2 separate regions of the Mus musculus genome follow, and region 2 is linked to region 1. Evidence: chromatin loops called from intact Hi-C (ENCODE). Cell type or tissue: left cerebral cortex. All regions are shown on one strand. Each heading gives the region's core, and the rest is flanking DNA. Links, peaks and the distances in the headings are about the cores only. Region 1 has its middle 210 kb from the start of Gm29729. Region 2 has its middle 170 kb from the start of Snhg14.

Evidence for each region. A loop is a pair of places that touch in the nucleus more often than their neighbours do. Peaks named below come from ENCODE experiments on the same cell type or tissue, not always from the same donor. Only the 100,000 strongest peaks of a DNase experiment are listed, where the experiment ranks them.
Region 2: it touches region 1 in a loop (12-fold over the local background); 6 of 42 quality-filtered maps call a loop at or near these places.

Annotation. Positions count from the first base shown.
Region 1 is chr7:60,729,999-60,738,537 of GRCm38, reverse strand. No RefSeq gene overlaps it. Among named protein-coding and RNA genes, the nearest start is that of Gm29729, 210 kb to the left of the region's middle. In left cerebral cortex, for the core only: no CTCF peak of the experiment used is centred there; DNase peaks (open chromatin) are centred at 4,741 and 4,990.
Region 2 is chr7:60,617,507-60,626,045 of GRCm38, reverse strand. No RefSeq gene overlaps it. Among named protein-coding and RNA genes, the nearest start is that of Snhg14, 170 kb to the right of the region's middle. In left cerebral cortex, for the core only: no CTCF peak of the experiment used is centred there; DNase peaks (open chromatin) are centred at 3,300 and 3,733; H3K4me3 peaks cover 658 bases; H3K27ac peaks cover 217 bases.

The DNA.
Region 1 (8,539 bases), core at 2,430-7,429:
GATTCTTTCATTTCATAGTTTTCTATTGTGAAACATTTTGAAAAATATGTTCAAAGCTGAAATGCAAATTACCTGAAGTCTGTTTCTGTACTCATACACTTGTCACATTTACATCTCTCTTTTTCCTAAATGCTACAGGCATTGTCTGGAGAATTTTGATGCTTTTCCTAGCACTAGTTCCATTTATATATTTTCTTGTGTATGTGTCCTTACTTTAAAATTTTAGTCTCTTACATAATTGTATATTTTACAAAGTTGTTTTAAATAACAGCCACATTACTTACATCCATCTTGGCTGATGCCACATTAGGATAAAAAAGATCCTATGCTTTGCATCCCACTTTACTAAGGTTAAAGCATTCATGCCATATCTTTCACCACCGCTATGAAGATGATCATATGGTATAAGCCAACTTAGGCAACACTGTAAATCTAGAGTCTGCAGAAGTGGCAAGAGATTGCCAGAAGACCACCAGAACTTTTTTGGTGCATTTCTCTTTACTAAGTGACAACAAATTATGATCAATAAAGTATGTAGGAGAACCAATGCCAAAGTGTTGTCAATGAGAACCAACATCTGAAAAGCTCAATAAAGATGAGCAAAGAGTGGCAAGGTGAACCACTGATACACCATAATTCACTATTATTTTATACTTATAAGCTTTCCAAATCTCACATGTACTCTCAAGTGTCTAGCAAAACATCAAATGCTCTTTATTCAGGCAGTATCCAGAAAAGCTACTAAATACGTTTTATAATTATATCTTCTTTTTTATTATATATTTTCTTTATTTACATTTCAAGTGTTATCCCCTTTCCTAGTTTCCCCTCTAAAACTCCCCATCCACTGCCCTCCTTCCACTGCTCACCAACCTACCCATTCCTATTTCCTGGTGCTGGCATTCCCCTATACTGGGGCAGATAACCTTCACAGGACCAAGAGCCTCTTTTTCTGTTGATAACCTATTAGGCTATCCTCTGCTATATATGCAACTAGAGCCATGAGTCCCACCACATGTTTCCCTTGATTGGTGGTTTAGTCCCAGGGAGCTCTGGAGGTACTTGTTAGTTCATAATGTTGTTCCTCCTAGGGGGGCTGCAAACCCCTTCAGCGATTTGGGTACTTTCTCTAGCTCCTTCATTGAGGACCCTGTGCTCCATCCAATGGTTGTCTATGAGCATCCACTTCTGAATTTGTCAGGCACTGGCAGAGCCTATCAGGAGACAGCCATTTCTGGCTCCTGTCAGCAAGCACTTGTTGGCATCCACAATAGTGCCTGGATTTGGTGGTTATTTATGGGATAGATCCCCAGGTGGGGCAGTTTCTGGATGTTCATTCCTTCAGTCTCTGCTTTGAACTTTGCCTTTGTAACTCCTTCCATGGGTATTTTGTTCCCCCTTCTAAGAAGGATCGAAATATCCACAGTTTGGTATTCCTTCTTCTTGAGTTACATTTGTTTTTCAAATTGTATCTTCTTTTTTGTATAATATATATATATATACATACATATATATATATATATATATATATATATATATATATGTATATATATATATATATATCGAACCCTATTGTATTTATTACTAAATTTATGATTAAAAGTTTCTTTTGATGTAAAGGTATCAATGTTTTATATTTTTTTAATTTAATTTTGCTTTTTGTCTGCCTCCAAGTCGCGCATTCCCACATTGCTTCTTCCCCTCCTCCTCCTTCTCCTCTGAGCAGGTAAGGTCTTCAACTGGGGTATCTCCTGCAACCATGGCACTTCACATTTCTGCAAGGATAGGTTCTTCTTCTCCCATAGAGGCCAGGCAAGAAAGCCCAGCTAGTAATACATAACTCACATACAAACAACTGCTTCTGGGATAAACCCTGTTCCAGTTGTCCAGGACCCACATGAATGCTAAGCTACCAATCTGCTACATAGAAGCAGGGAGGCCTAGATGCAGCCCATGTGTGTACTTTGGTTAGTGGTTCAGCCTCTGAGAGCCCCAGTTGATTTGACTTAGTCTACTGTGGAGACTCTATTCAATTCAGGGGCCACAATCATTACTTCTATTCTTCCAAAAGAGCCCCCAAGCTCCATTCATTCTTTTGCTGTGGGTTTCTCTATCTGTCTGATTCAGCTGCTTGGTGGAGCCTCTCAGAAAACAACATGATCCCGACTGCAAGCCTAACAGAGTATCATTAGTAGTGTTAGGGATTGGTGTTTACCCATGGCTTTGGTCTCAAGTTGGGCTAGTTGTTGTTTGGCAATCCCCTTATTTTCTTCTCCATCCCCTGTCTTTATATTTCTTGTAAACAGGATAAATTTTGGGTTGAAAGTTCTGTGGGTCCTTTGGTGTATCTATTACTTCAATGAGGTTCCTGCCTGCCTACAGGAGGTAGCAACTTCAGGTTCCATATCCTCAAAGTAATTAGTCACATGTAAGGTGACCCACAATGATTCCTGGGCACCTCTATTATCCCAGGTCTCTAGCTTGTCCTCTAGACGCCACGCCCCTCCCCCCCCCCACATCTCCTTACTACCATCAGTTGCAGATTTCCTTTCATTGTCATGGCCACCTCGTCATCTTTACTGTTATTCTGCTTCTCCTATATATACATTTACTTAATTTTGACTCTGTAGAAGACTGAAAGATATACCAAAATATGAGCTTTACACTATTATAAATTGATCAAATACTATGAACAGAGCAATAATCATAGTTACTTTCCAAGGGTATTGTGTTTGTCTACCCACAGATTTCTGGTTGTAATAGCAATAAGAGTTAAGTGTTAGGTGTAGAAAACTATTGAGTACATCCATGAAATTCATGTAACAATTGTATCAGTTGGCATTTTTAGCAGTACAGTCTCTTTAATCACGGGGATTCAAAGCCTAGTGTGATTGATTTCTTTCCTCCTCTGGTGGCATAGAACTGCTTCCAGTGCCATGAAAGATATCCATTAGGGATCAAGCTTACAGGTCAATTCTATATTGATTACCCACTCTTCTATAACTTAAGAATGTAGTGTGTTCAGCTAAAGGGCAGTTTAACCAAGAACGTTAACAATACCATTACAATGAATAGGATCTCCCTAGAAAACAAGCCAATACAAAGAGGTAACACATTTCTGGTATTAGATTTTATATTTGTTAGCCTGTAGTGTTTAGTAAAGAAAGGGTTATTCTGTTATCAGTTAACCCTATTGGTTAAATATTGTTATGTGTATATACATATTAAGGAAACTTTTAGAGTAGTCACTTTCCATATGACTTATTCAAAATTCCTTCAGTACTATTTATCCTTTTCTATGTTCCTTCCTTTATTCTGCTCTTCTATTGCCCTCACTGATTAATCCTCGATGTATCATAATTTTCCTTTAGCCCTTTATACCACTCACTGGTTTATAAAGCATTCTCTTTCTTTAAATGCATTTCCATACTGCTTTACTAGTTTCCTAATGTATATAGTTATTCCAAATACAACACACATATCTGAAAAAATATCAGCTTTACCAGTGAATTATGTTCTTCTGTGATAAAATTTCAATAACTTTAAGGGAATAAACTTTGAGGTGTTTTGAGGTGCACACAAATCTGTAATCTATGTCCTCATCCTCCCAAGGACCAGAGATTATAGTCCTCCTGCATTACCAGGGACACTGATATTCTACCTTTCAAAATTGGATGAAATCATCACGGAATAATGAATAGTGGGGTTTTCATAAACTTTACAGTTAAGGAATAACAGGAAAAATCATAGAACCCCTTTTCTTGCTAAGGCATGTAGCCAAGAGATAAACAAACTTTCCAAGTGTATATGATGTCATAGTTAATTACCTGGAAGCAAGAACTAAAAATTAAAAACTCCTACAAGTGTTGTGAATGTTCTAATTTTTGTTTTACACACATTCATTCACAAACAGGTAAATGCAATGTGTTTATTTAATGACGATCATGGAATACATAGCCTAGCTTTACCTTAAAAATAATAAACAAATTTGTAACAAAACTATCCAATGCTTCCCAATTCTTTTAGTTATTACTTAGCAAAATAGAAAATTCGATCTGGGCATCCAAATCTAAACTCGAAAACCTTCACATGTGTGAAAATATAGTTCAGTGGTAGACCATTTGCTTATTTTAAAGAGAGCCATCTTTCTATCTGTAACAGACTACAGTTCATGTTTCTTTTTCTTTATATGCTTCAATTTGTATTTTAGACTATTATGCAAAATGTACAACTATTATAGTACCTAACCATGAAACAGTATTTGTTAAAAGGTGAGGTATGTGCTAACTTCGTTGTATATTTTAAGAAATTTTAAAGTCCTAAATAGACATTAAAATACCAAAGTAAGCTATATTAGAAAATGCAGTATTATACTTTGTGCATAATAATTTTTACCGTCGATGATTTCATTGCTTCTGCATAAATTACTTCGGAAAGGGGTGATAAGTGGGGTAATCACAAAGAAAATTTCGGTCCCTGTATTTTTGGCATTTTTTCCTCTGCAGCTTCTCGCTGTCTGATGGAGACATTCCTTATGGCGATGTCCCCTTCGTTTTTACAAATCTTTTAAATTATATGCTTTCTAGAGAATACCGACTGTTGAAAACCCACTTTCAAACTGTTTCATTCCCACCCCAACCCCCCTCCCACCTCCCGCGCCATGGTGGCGGTCTCTGCTTTACTCTCCCCTTGGCAAGACCGGCCACAGCAGGAAATGCGTCACAAACCTGCACAGTGGATGCGACTAGCCTGTGGAGGAAAGACAGGCTTGATAACGCAGCTTAGTGAAAGACTGGGGTGAAGCAGGAAAGTGGGTTGGTCCGTGGGAGAGCAACTTCATAGATGCAGAGGGGACTGAGATGCAGGGGGAAAGGGAGGTTTGTGGAGAGGAAACCTGGAAGGGGGATAACATTTGAAATGTAAATAAACCAATAAAAACTTAAAAAAGAAAAAAAAAAAGAAGCCCTCGGGACCAAAGATTCTCTTCTTTGAGGATTTCTCCGAGCCACAAACAGAGATGCACTGTCAGGCTGAGTTAACTTCCTGTTGTCGCAGGAGCACTGTGTGATTCCGGATTCATCTTCAGTTTTCAAGTTTTGATAAAATCCGAAATCGATTAGCTAATGAATTCGCAATCATACGGATTTTAGGCGTCTCGGCTTTTTCTACTGAGCTGCTTTTCTGTAGCTGTACCTTTATAAATGAGCCCTAAGTATTTGCTTTTATAAAGGATAGGAAAATGCTCCAGGGTTAGCATTAAATCAGATCGGCGGGGGCGGGAGATGGCTCAATCTGGTGTTTATTTTTAAAGTTAAAATATTTACATTGAATTTTCTGGAGGTTTGAAGGCTTAAAAAATAAAACGTTCAGTGTGATTTTCTTAAATACAGTGTGTATGTCTTACAGGCTTTTAGTTCTAACATCCAGTAATTTTCTACCAATATAATATCTAAACAGGAATGATGCATACATCCATATATGTATGTATATATATGTGTGTTTGTGTGTATGCTTGTATATGATATTTTCTTCTGTCACAAAATACATTTTCAAGTGTCATGCCACATAATGCATATTCAAGTGTTTTTGCCACAAAAGGGTGTGTGTGTGTGTGTGTGTTAATTATTCAGTACTCTTTTTAAAACTGGCCACAGTGAAGCTGATGATTATGACGGGAAAAGAAACTTCAACATAGTCTTATGGTTGGGATATTAGGGTTATATCAGATTACATCAGATATTCTTGATTTATTTATAGCTAAGGAGTGCATGAAGGATCATTGGATAGAAAATTGTTAAGCACTAAGAGAGACTCTGGCTGAAGTAGGATCAAAGTAATAAGACTTCATCTGGAAAATGGTGCAGGAGAAGAAACACACTCAGTTGTGCATGGTCGTAATTTCTCCCTCCCTTAAAAATGATTCTAGTTTAAATACACTTTTATGTAAAAGAGTACAGATATTCAGAAATAAGGTTCTAGATCATAAATGAAATTTTATTAAAGAAAGATAATTCTCAGATGATGAAGTTTTGTTTTTTATTGAAAATAGATTTATCATTCAATATATTCTAATTACAGTTTCCCCTCCCTCACCCCTCACAGTTTCTCCCCATCTCTCCTCCCTCTACATACACCCCTTTCAGTCAGTCTCTTGTTAGAAATTGAAAGGCTTCTCAGAGATAATAACAAAACGTGACAAATTTTGGAAACAATGTCTCCATAGCAAAATGGAACTTAGAGGTCAAAATTCTTTGGAGAGTCTTTCCTAGAAACTGCAAAATGTGTTTGGCTTAGTTGGAGGGTAATGAGGGTGTTCAGAAAAGGAAAGTATCACACTGAGCTTAAATAAGTGGCTAGATTTGAGAATCATTGGTACTGGGGACCAGGGAAGGCAACTATGTCCCAGTCCTCATAACTTATGTCCTCATGTTAACTATGTTAAGCCTCTTAACATAGGCTGACAGTAATGTCACCCTATTTATATGCCATAAATTATCTTCATATTGTGTATGAATTATAACACTGCTTCTGAACAAGATTTAGAATTTCCTACCATGGGTGTGTGAAAGCTTTTCAGTAAGTTGATTTTTATATTGCTGTCTATCTTGTATGTTATTTCTTTACGATATCAAGATTAGAGTCCTAATCCGGGCTGTAGTAACATGCCTTTACTCCCAGCACTTGGGAGGCAGAGGCAGTTGGATTTCTGGGTTCAAGGCCAGTCTGGTCTACAAAATGAGTTCCAGGACATCCAGGGCTATACAGACAAACCCTGTCTGGAAATAAACAAAACAAACAAACAAAAAAGAATAGCATCCTAGAGCCAAGACTTTTATGATATGGTTCATATGACACGTTTCCATGGTTTTCTGTCACTGTCATATGATAATAAAATTTCTTAACATATGTAAGTCGAAATATTACATTTCTCTAGCATTTTTTATTCTTTTCTTATATGGATATCCTTCTCTAGTCTCCAGAAACATCTGTTTGTATTAGGGCATTCAATCCTTTTCTCCTGAGCCTGAATGTTAAAATTAGTAACTAGAATGGGTGTTTAAAAATTGACTTGTCACTAGACCAATGACTCAGCAGTTAAGAAATCTAACTGCTTTTCCAGAGGATCCAGGTTCAATGTTCTGTACCCACATTTCAACTCACAAGCATCTGTCTTTAGTCCCAGGAAATGTGAGACACTCTTTTCTGGCCTCCATAGGCACTGGAGACATGCCACAAAGACAGAATAAAGGGTAATGCCAATACACAAGTACATAATATTTTTAAAATCTAAAAAAATAAAGTCTTTCATTGCAATTGGTCTATTATTAAGGGAAATTTAGTCTACTTGGAAAAACGTTGCCACAAAATAATGATTTAAGAACTTTTATCATTCTACAAATTCTGATCATTCTCTGTACAATAGAACAAAATCAAGGATGGAATCTTCTGTCTTAGCATTCTGTGCACCTGGAAAGGTGGTGAGGTTGAAATTTCAGAACTAAAACACAACAACAACAACAACAACAACAAATAGCTTTAGCTTTTTATTGAACATGTTAATGTTTAAAATGATAAGATTAAAAAGGCCAAATCCCAGGTCATCATCACACTCCTGAGATTCTTTTTACATTCTTTCCTCTTTCTTCTAGTCAGCTGGGTTACCACCACTGGAGGGGGTTGGACCACCTGCTAGTGCATTTCCTTCTGCTGTGGAAAGATCTACATCACACTTCTAGATGGGGCTCCAAATGTTTACAATGAGCAGAGATACTACAAACAAGCCAGGCCAGTAAGGCTTAATATTGAAATCAGATAATTTAATGAGACTATTAATCAATTCTCCAATTGATCATCACATCATAGTGCAGTACACAAGCAAAATAGTTGAAGGCTATATACTTCAGGCTACTGATGCAATGCTAATCGCTGGATAAAATGATTGTCTCATGACAAAACAACTTTATTTCTACTGTAATCACTGAGCACCTGTGTGGCTTCATAAGAAGGGTGTTAGGACCTTCTCCAGCTTCCTCTTCATAGCTCTTCTCTAGTGTGTCCCTATATCATTCCGCCCTGGGTAAGGGCTACATAAATAATAGCCCCCTTCTTAGTTGTATGCCGCAAATGGCCCATCTCCTTTCTCTGCTGTATACTAATCTCACTTCGTTCAATCTCTCCTTCCTTTGAGCTGGTCACATTATGGGCTGATACTCTATATTCTGAAGATAAACTGGCCTAAAATATGGGACAGCTGCCCAGCCATGGCCCTTGCTCACTCACTAGTATTGCCTTCCCTGTAGTATTCAAACTAATACTTTCTGCTTGGGTTGATTATCCTGAATGTCACATGTATTGATTGTAATTTCTTCCAGTTTCTGGATTGTAAATAATTGTTGCTGTTTTATTGTTAACAGTGTAATGCCCCCCATCGGCTTAGAAAATTATGGATAGCTGAACTATATAACTCTCTCTCTCTCTCTTTGAACCCAAAAGTCTTTTACAATCCCATTGGATTTGTCACTATCCCTTGTGATGCTCC
Region 2 (8,539 bases), core at 1,627-6,626, 110 kb after region 1:
TTTTATAGATGTCTTTGATATATATGGTCTACAAATTCCTAAGTATATTCAATCTAGCTTAAATTAAGTTTAATATATATATCAAACCTTATTGTATTTATTACTAAATTTATGATTAAAAGTTTCTTTTGATGTAAAGGTATCAATGTTTTATATTTTTTTAATTTAATTTTGTTTTTTGTCTGCCACCAAGTCGCCCATTCCCACATTGCTTCTTCCCCTCCTCCTCCTTCTCCTCTGAGCAGGTAAGGTCCTCAACTGGGGTATCTCCTGCAAACATGGCACTTCAAATCTCTGCAAGGATAGGTTCTTCTTCTCCCATAGAGGCCCGGCAAGAAAGCCCAGCTAGTAATACATAATTCACATACAAACAACTGCTTTTGGGATAAAACCTGTTCCAGTTGTCCAGGACTCACATGAATGCTAAGCTACATATCTGCTACATAGAAGCAGGGAGGCCTAGATCCAGCCTATGTGTGTACTTTGGTTAGTGGTTCAGCCTCTGAAAGCCCAAGTTGATTTGACGTAGTCTACTGTGGATTCTCTATTCAATTCAGGTGCCACAATCATTACTTCTATTCTTCCAAAATAGCCCCCAAGCTCCATTCACTCTTTTGCTGTGAGTTTCTATATCTGTCTGATTCAGCTGCTTGGTGGAGCCTCTCAGAAAACAACATGATCCCAACTGCAAGCCTATCAGAGTATCATTAGTAGTGTTAGGGAATGGTGCTTACCCATGTCTTTGGTCTCAAGTTTGGCTAGTTGTTGTTTGGCAATCCCCTTAGTTTCTTCTCCATCCCCTGTCCTTACATTTCTTGTAAACAGGATAAATTTTGGGTTGAAAGTTCTGTGGGTCCTTTTGTGTCTCTATTACTTCAATGAGGTTCCTACCTGGCTACAGGAGGTGGCATCTTCAGGTTCCATATCCTCAAGGTAATCAGTCACATGTAAGGTGACCCACAATGATTCCTGGGCACCTCTATTATCCCAGTTCTCTAGCTTGTCCTCTAGACGCCCCCCCCCCCCATCTCCTTACTACCATCAGTTGCAGATTTCCTTTCATTGTCATGGCCACCTCGTCATCTTTACTTTCCTTCTGCTTTTCATATATATATACATATATATATATATATATATATATATGTATATATATATACATTTACTTAATTTTGACTCTGTAGAAGACTGAAAGATGTACCAATCTATGAGCACTACACTATTATAAATTGATCAAATACTATGAACAGAGCAATAATCATACTTTTCAAGGATATTGTGTTTGCCTACCCACAGGTTTCTGGCTGTAAGAGCAAAAAGAGTTAAGTGTTAAGTGTAGAAAACTATTGAGTACATCCATGAAATTCATGTAACAATTGTATCAGTTGGAGTTTTTTAGCAATACAGTCTCTTTAATTACTGGGATTCAAAGCCTAGTGTGATTGATTTCTTTCCTCCTCTGGTGACATAGAACTGCTTCCAGTGCCATGAAAGATATCCATTAGGGATCAAGCTTACAGGTCAATTCTATATTGATTTCCCACTCTTCTATAACTTAAGAATGTAGTGTGTTCAGCTAAAGGGCAGTTTAACCAAGAATGGTAACAATAGCATTGCAATGAATAGGATCTCCCTAGAAAACAAGCCAAGACAAAGATGTAATACATTTCTGGTATTAGATTTTATATTTGCTAGCCTGTAGTGTTTAGGAAAGAAAGGGTTATTCTGTTATCAGTTAACCCTATTGGTTAAATATTGGTATGTGTATATACATATTAAGGACACTTTTAGAGTAGTCACTTTCCATATGACTTATTCAAAATGCCTCCAGTACTATTTATCCTTTTCTATGTTCCTTCCTTTATTCTGCTCTTCTATTGCCCTCACTGATTAATCCTCGATGTATCATAATTTTCCTTTAGCCCTTTATACCACTCACTGGTTTATAAAGCATTCTCTTTCTTTAAATGCATTTCCATACTCCTTTACTAGTTTCCTAATGTATATAGTTATTCGAAATACAACACACATATCTGTAAAAATATCAACTTTACCTCTGAATTATGTTCTTTTGTGACAAAATTTCAATAACTTTAAGGGAATAAACTTTGAGGTGTTTTGAGGTGCACACAAATCTGTAATCTATGTCCTCATCCTCCCAAGGACCAGAGATTATAGTCCTCCTGCATTACCAGGGGCACTGATATTCTACCTTTCAAAATTGGATGAAATCATCACGGAATAATGAATAGTGGGGTTTTCATAAACTTTACAGTTAAGGAATAACAGGAAAAATCATAGAACCCCTTCTCTTGCTAAGGCATGTAGCCAAGAGATAAACAAACTTTCCAAGTGTTTATAATGTCATAGTTAATTACCTGGAAGCAAGAACTAAAAATTAAAAACTCCTACAAGTGTTATGAATGTTCTAATAATTTTTGTTTTACACACATTCATTCACAAACAGGTAAATGCAATGTGTTTATTTAATGACGATCATGGAATACATAGCCTAGCTTTACCTTAAAAATAATAAACAAATTTGTAACAAAACTATCCAATGCTTCCCAATTCTTTTAGTTATTACTTAGCAAAATAGAAAATTCGATCTGGACATCCAAATCTAAACTCGAAAACCTACAAGTGTGTGAAAATATAGTTCAGTGGTAGACCATTTGCTTATATTAAAGAAAGCCATCTTTCTATCTGTAACAGACTGCAGTTCATGTTTCTTTTTCTTCATATGCTTCAATTTGTATTCTATACTATTATGCAAAATGTACAACTGTTATAGGACCTAATCCTGAAACAGTATTTGTTAAAAGGTGAGGTATGTGCTAACTTCGTTGTCTATTTTAAGAAATTGTAAAGTCCTAAATAGACATTAAAATATCAAAGTAAGCTATATTAGAAAATACAGTATTATACTTTGTGCATAATAATTTTTACTATCGACGATTTCATTGCTTCTACTTAAATTACTTCACAATGAGGTGATACGTGGGGTAATCACAAAGAAAATTTCAGTCCCTGTAATTTTTTCCATTTTTTCACTGAAGCTTCTCGCTGTCCGTTGGAGATTTTCCTTATGGCGATCTTCCGTTCGTTTTTACAATTCTTTTAAATTATATGCTTTCTAGAGAATACCGAATGTTGAAAACCCACTTTCAAACTGCTTCCTTTCCACCCCACCCCCCTCCCACCGCCGCAGCCTCAGTCGCTGTTGCCGCTTTAGTCTCCTCTCCGCAAGACCAGCCACAGCAGGAAATGCGTCACAAACCTGCGCAGTGGATGCGACGAGCCTGAAGAGGAAAGACAGGCTTGATAATGCAGCATAGTGAAAGACTCCGTGTGAGGCAGGAGAATGGGTGGGTCCGTGGGAGAGCACCTTCATAGATGCAGAGGGGACTGAGATGCAGGGGGAAAGGGAGGTTTGCGGAGAAGAAACCTGGAAGGGAGAATACATTTGAAATGTAAATAAACCAATAAAAACTTTAAAAAAAAGAGAAGAAGCCCTGGGGACCAAAGATTCTCTTCTTTGAGGATTTCTCTGAGCCACAAACAGAGATGGACTGTCAGGCTGAGTTAACCTCCTGTTGTCGCAGGAGCACTGTGTGATTCCGGATTCATCTTCAGTTTTCAAGTTTTGATAAAATCCGAAATCGATTAGCTAATGAATTCGCAATCATACGGATTTTAGGAGTCTCGGCTTTTTCTACTGAGCTGCTTTTCTGTAGCTGTAGCTTTATAAATGAGCCCTAAGTATTTGCTTTTATAAAGGATAGGAAAATACTCCAGCATTAGCGTTAAATCAGATCAGCGGGGGCGGGAGATGGCTCAATCTGGTGTTTATTTTTAAAGTTAAAATATTTACATTGAATTTCCAGGAGGTTTGAAGGCTTAAAAATAAAACGTTCAGTGTGATTTTCTTAAATACAGTGTGTATGTCTTACAGACGTTTGGCTTTTAGTTCTAACATCCAATAATTTTATACCAATATTATCTCTAAACAAGAATGATACATACATCCATATATGTATGTTTATATGTGTGTGTGTTTGTATGCTTGTATATGATATTTGCTTCAGTCACACAATACATTTTCAAGTGTCATGCCACATAATGCATATTCAAGTGTTTTTGCCACAAAAGGGGGTGTTTGTGTGTGTGTGTTTGTGTGTGTGTGTGTTAATTATTCAGTACTCTTTTTAAAACTGGCCACAGTGAAGCTGATGATTATGACAGGAAAAGAAACTTCAACATAGTCTTATGGTTGGGATATTAGGGTTATATCAGATTACATCAGATATTCTTGATTTATTTATAGCTAAGGAGTGTGTGAAGGATCGTTGGATAGAAAATTGTTAAGCACTAAGAGAGACTCTGGCTGAAGTAGGATCAAAGTAATAAGACTTCATTTGGAAAATGGTGAAGGAGAAGAAACACACTCAGTTGTGCATGGTTGTAATTTCTCCCTCCCTTAAAAATGATTCTAGTTTAAATACACTTTTATGTAAAAGAGTACAGATATTCAGAAATAAGGTTCTGGATCATAAATGAAATTTTATTAAAGAAAGATAATTCTCACATGATGAAGTTTTGTTTTTTTTATTGAAAATAGATTTATCATTCAATATATTCTAATTGCAGTTTCCCCTCCCTCACCCCTCACAGTTTCTCCCCATCTCTCCTCCCTCTGCATACACCCCTTTCAGTCAGTCTCTTGTTAGAAAATGAAAGGCTTCTCAGAGATAATAACAAAACGTGACAAATTTTGGAAACAATGTCTCCATAGCAAAATGGAACTTAGAGGTCAAAATTCTTTGGAGAGTCTTTCCTAGAAACTGCAAAATGTGTTTGGCTTAGTTGGAGGGTAATGAGGGTGTTCAGAAAAGGAAAGTATCACACTGAGCTTAAATAAGTGGCTAGATTTGAGAATCAATGGAACTGGGGACCAGGGAAAACAACTATGTCCCAGTCCTCATAACTTATGTCCTCATGTTAACTATGTTAAGCCTCTTAACATAGGCTGACAGTAATGTCACCTTTTTGGATGCCATAAATTATCTTCATATTGTGTATGAATTATAACACTGCTTCTGAACAAGATTTAGAATTTCCTACCATGGGTGTGTGAAAGCTTTTCAGTAAGTTGATTTTTATATTGCTGTCTATCTTGTATGTTATTTCTTTACGATATCAAGAATAGAGTCCTAAGGCGGGCTATAGTGGTACACCCCTTTACTCCCAGCACTTGGGAGGCAGAGGCAGTTGGATTTCTGGGTTCAAGGCCAGTCTGGTCTACAAAATGAGTTCCAGGACAGCCAGGGCTATACAGAGAAACCCTGTCTGGAAATAAACAAAACAAAACAAACAAAAAAGAATAGCGTCCTAGAGCCAAGACTTTTATGATATGGTTCATATGACATGTTTCCATGGTTTTCTGTCACTGTCATATGATAATAAAATTTCTTAACATATCTAAGTCGAAATATTTCATTACTCTAGCCTTTTTTATTATTTTCATATATGGATATCCTTCTATAGTCTCCAGAAACATCTGTTTGTATTAGGGCATTCAATCCTTTTCTCCTGAGCCTGAATGTTAAAATTAGTAACTAGAATGGGTGTTTAAAAATTGACTTGTCACTAGACCAATGACTCAGCAGTTAAGAGATATAACTGCTTTTCCAGAGGAGCCAAGTTCAATTTTCTGCACCCACATTTCAACTGACAAGCATCTGTCTTTAGTCCCAGGAGAAGTGAGACACTCTTTTCTGGCCTCCATAGGCACTGGAGACACGCCACACAGACACAATAAAGGGTAATGCCAATACAAAAATACATAATATTTTAAAAATCTAAAAAAATAAAGTCTTTCATTGCAATTGGCCTATTATTAAGGGAAATTTAGTCTACTTGGAAAAATGTTGCCACAAAATAATGATTTTAGAATTTTTATCATTCTACAAATTCTGATCATTCTCTGTACAATAGAACAAAATCAAGGATGGAATTTTCTGTCTTAGCTTTCTGTGCACCTGGAAAGGTGGTGAGGTTGAAATTTCAGAACTAAAATACAACAACAACAACAACACAAATAGCTTTAGCTTTTTATTGAACATGTTAATGTTTAAAATGATAAGATTAAAAAGGCCAAATCCCAGGTCATCATCAGACTCCTGAGATTCTTTTTACATTCTTTCCTCTTTCTTCTAGTCAGCTGGGTTACCACCACTGGAGGGGTTTGGACCACCTGCTACTGCATTTCCTTGTGCTTTGGAAAGATCACACCTCTACATCACACTTCTAGATGGGGCTCCAAATGTTTACAATGAGCAGAGATACTACAAACAAGCCAGGCCAGTAAGGCTTAATATTGAAATCAGATAATTTAATGAGACTATTAATCAATTCTCTTATTGATCATCACATCATAGTGCAGTAAACAAACAAAATAGAAGAAAGCTATATACTTCAGGCTACTGATGCAATGCTAATCGCTGGATAAAATGATTGTCTCATGACAAAACAACTTTATTTCCACTGTAATCACTGAGCACCTGTGTGGCTTCATAAGAAGGGTGTTAGGACCTTCTCCAGCTTCCTCTTCATAGCTCTTCTCTAGGGTGTCCCTATATCATTCTGCCCTGGGTAAGGGCTCCATAAATAATAGCTCACTACTTAGTTGTATGCTGCAAATGGCCCATCTCCTTTCTCTGCTGTATACTAATCTCACTTTGTTCAATCTGTCCTTCCTTAGAGCTGGTCACATTGTGGGCTGATACTGAATATTCTGAAGATAAACTGGCCTGAAATATGGGACAGCTGTCCAGCCATGGCCTTTGCTCACTCACTGGTATTGCCTTCCCTGTAGTATTCAAACTAATAATTTCTGCTTGGGTTGATAATCCTGAATATCACATGTCTTGATTGTAATTTCTTCCAATTTCTTGATTGTAAATAATCATTGCTCTTTTATTGTTAACAGTGTAATGTCCCCCATCTGCTTAGAAAATTAAGGATAGCTGAACTCTATAACTCTCTCTCTTTGAACCCACAAAGTCTTTTACAATCCCATTGGATTTGTCACTATCCCTTGTGATGCTCCCTATTTTCTGAGAGTATAATTCTGCTATGTAGGGGTAGAACAACTGTGCAAGGGCATATGTGTGGTAGGGGTGGACCTGGGTTGATCTTTTGTTCCCCTGTGCATCACTCTCAATCCTTTGTGAATACTGTCTGCTTAACTGATATTTTGCTCCTGTGTCAGGAGTCTGAGGAGTCCACTGAATCCTTAAGTTTCTCTCATTCTTTATCATTTCCCAGCTTTTTTATTATTATTCTACTAAATATCATTGCAAATATCAACAGGAACACATTGTGTTTTCCCTTCATCTTTGTAGTCAATATTCTATAGCAGGTCATTTCCTAATGTGCAAAACTATATTTTAAGAATACACTAGAGAATATGTCAGTCCTCTGTAGCTTTTGAATTGGCAGGAGCCTGGTATAGCTATGTCTTGGGAGTCTTTGCCAGAGACTGACAAATACAGAAGCAGATACTCACAGCCAACTATTGGATTGGGTACAAGGTCCTCAATGGGGTCCCCACTAGAGGAGTAAGAGAAAGGACTTAAAAAGCTAAAGGGGTTTACAACCCCATAGGAAGAACAATAATATCAACCAATGAGATCCCCCCTCCCCCAAAGCTCTCAGGGACTAAAGCACCAAACAAGGAGTACACATTGAAGGACACATGGCTTTATCTGCATATGTAGCTTGGTCATATGAAGGCTGGAGAGTGGGTGTGGGTGGGTGAGTAGGGGAACACTCTCATAGAAGCAGGAAAGGGGTAATGGGATAGGGGGTTCTGGGGAGACTAAAAAAGAGAATTACATTTGAAATGTAATGAAAGAAAATATCCAATAAAAAATTTTAATGTCATTAAATTTCCTCAGAGAAAGGGAATGTGATTAAAAGGAATGAGTAGCTAAAATCATGCAAATTATATGAAAGACAAAGAAAGGATTACTGATGGTATTATTGTAATTAATTGTAAATAAATTGACAATTCACAAGGAGAATATTTGGATTTTTTTATTACAACAGGTGTGAATGCCATATTTTTTGGTGTGGTTCCTTTGGTCATCACCTATGTGTGTGCCTATATTAAAAAAAAAAAAAAAAAAAAAAAAACTACTAAATTATTGACAAATTTGGTTTTCAGAGACTTAGAATGTTGGATGGGGGAAGGGAAAGAGAAGCTAGAAGAAGATCCTGTGTAAGGAAAGAATGTTTATAAAATAGGAAATAGAACACCTTCCTAAGTCTAAGGGAAATTGATCACAAAAGAGAATATACATTCAGAGATCAGCCTTTTTTTTTCCCCTTTTTTTCTTTTCTATTGCATGCAATTGTCTGTAAAAAAGATCCTAAGAAAAAAGATCCATTCTCTCTAGTTCTGAAAGAAAACAGTTCTGGTTAAAGTTCAGGTTTCCTTCTAACCTTAAAGGCAGTTTTCAGAATTCCATGGCTCATT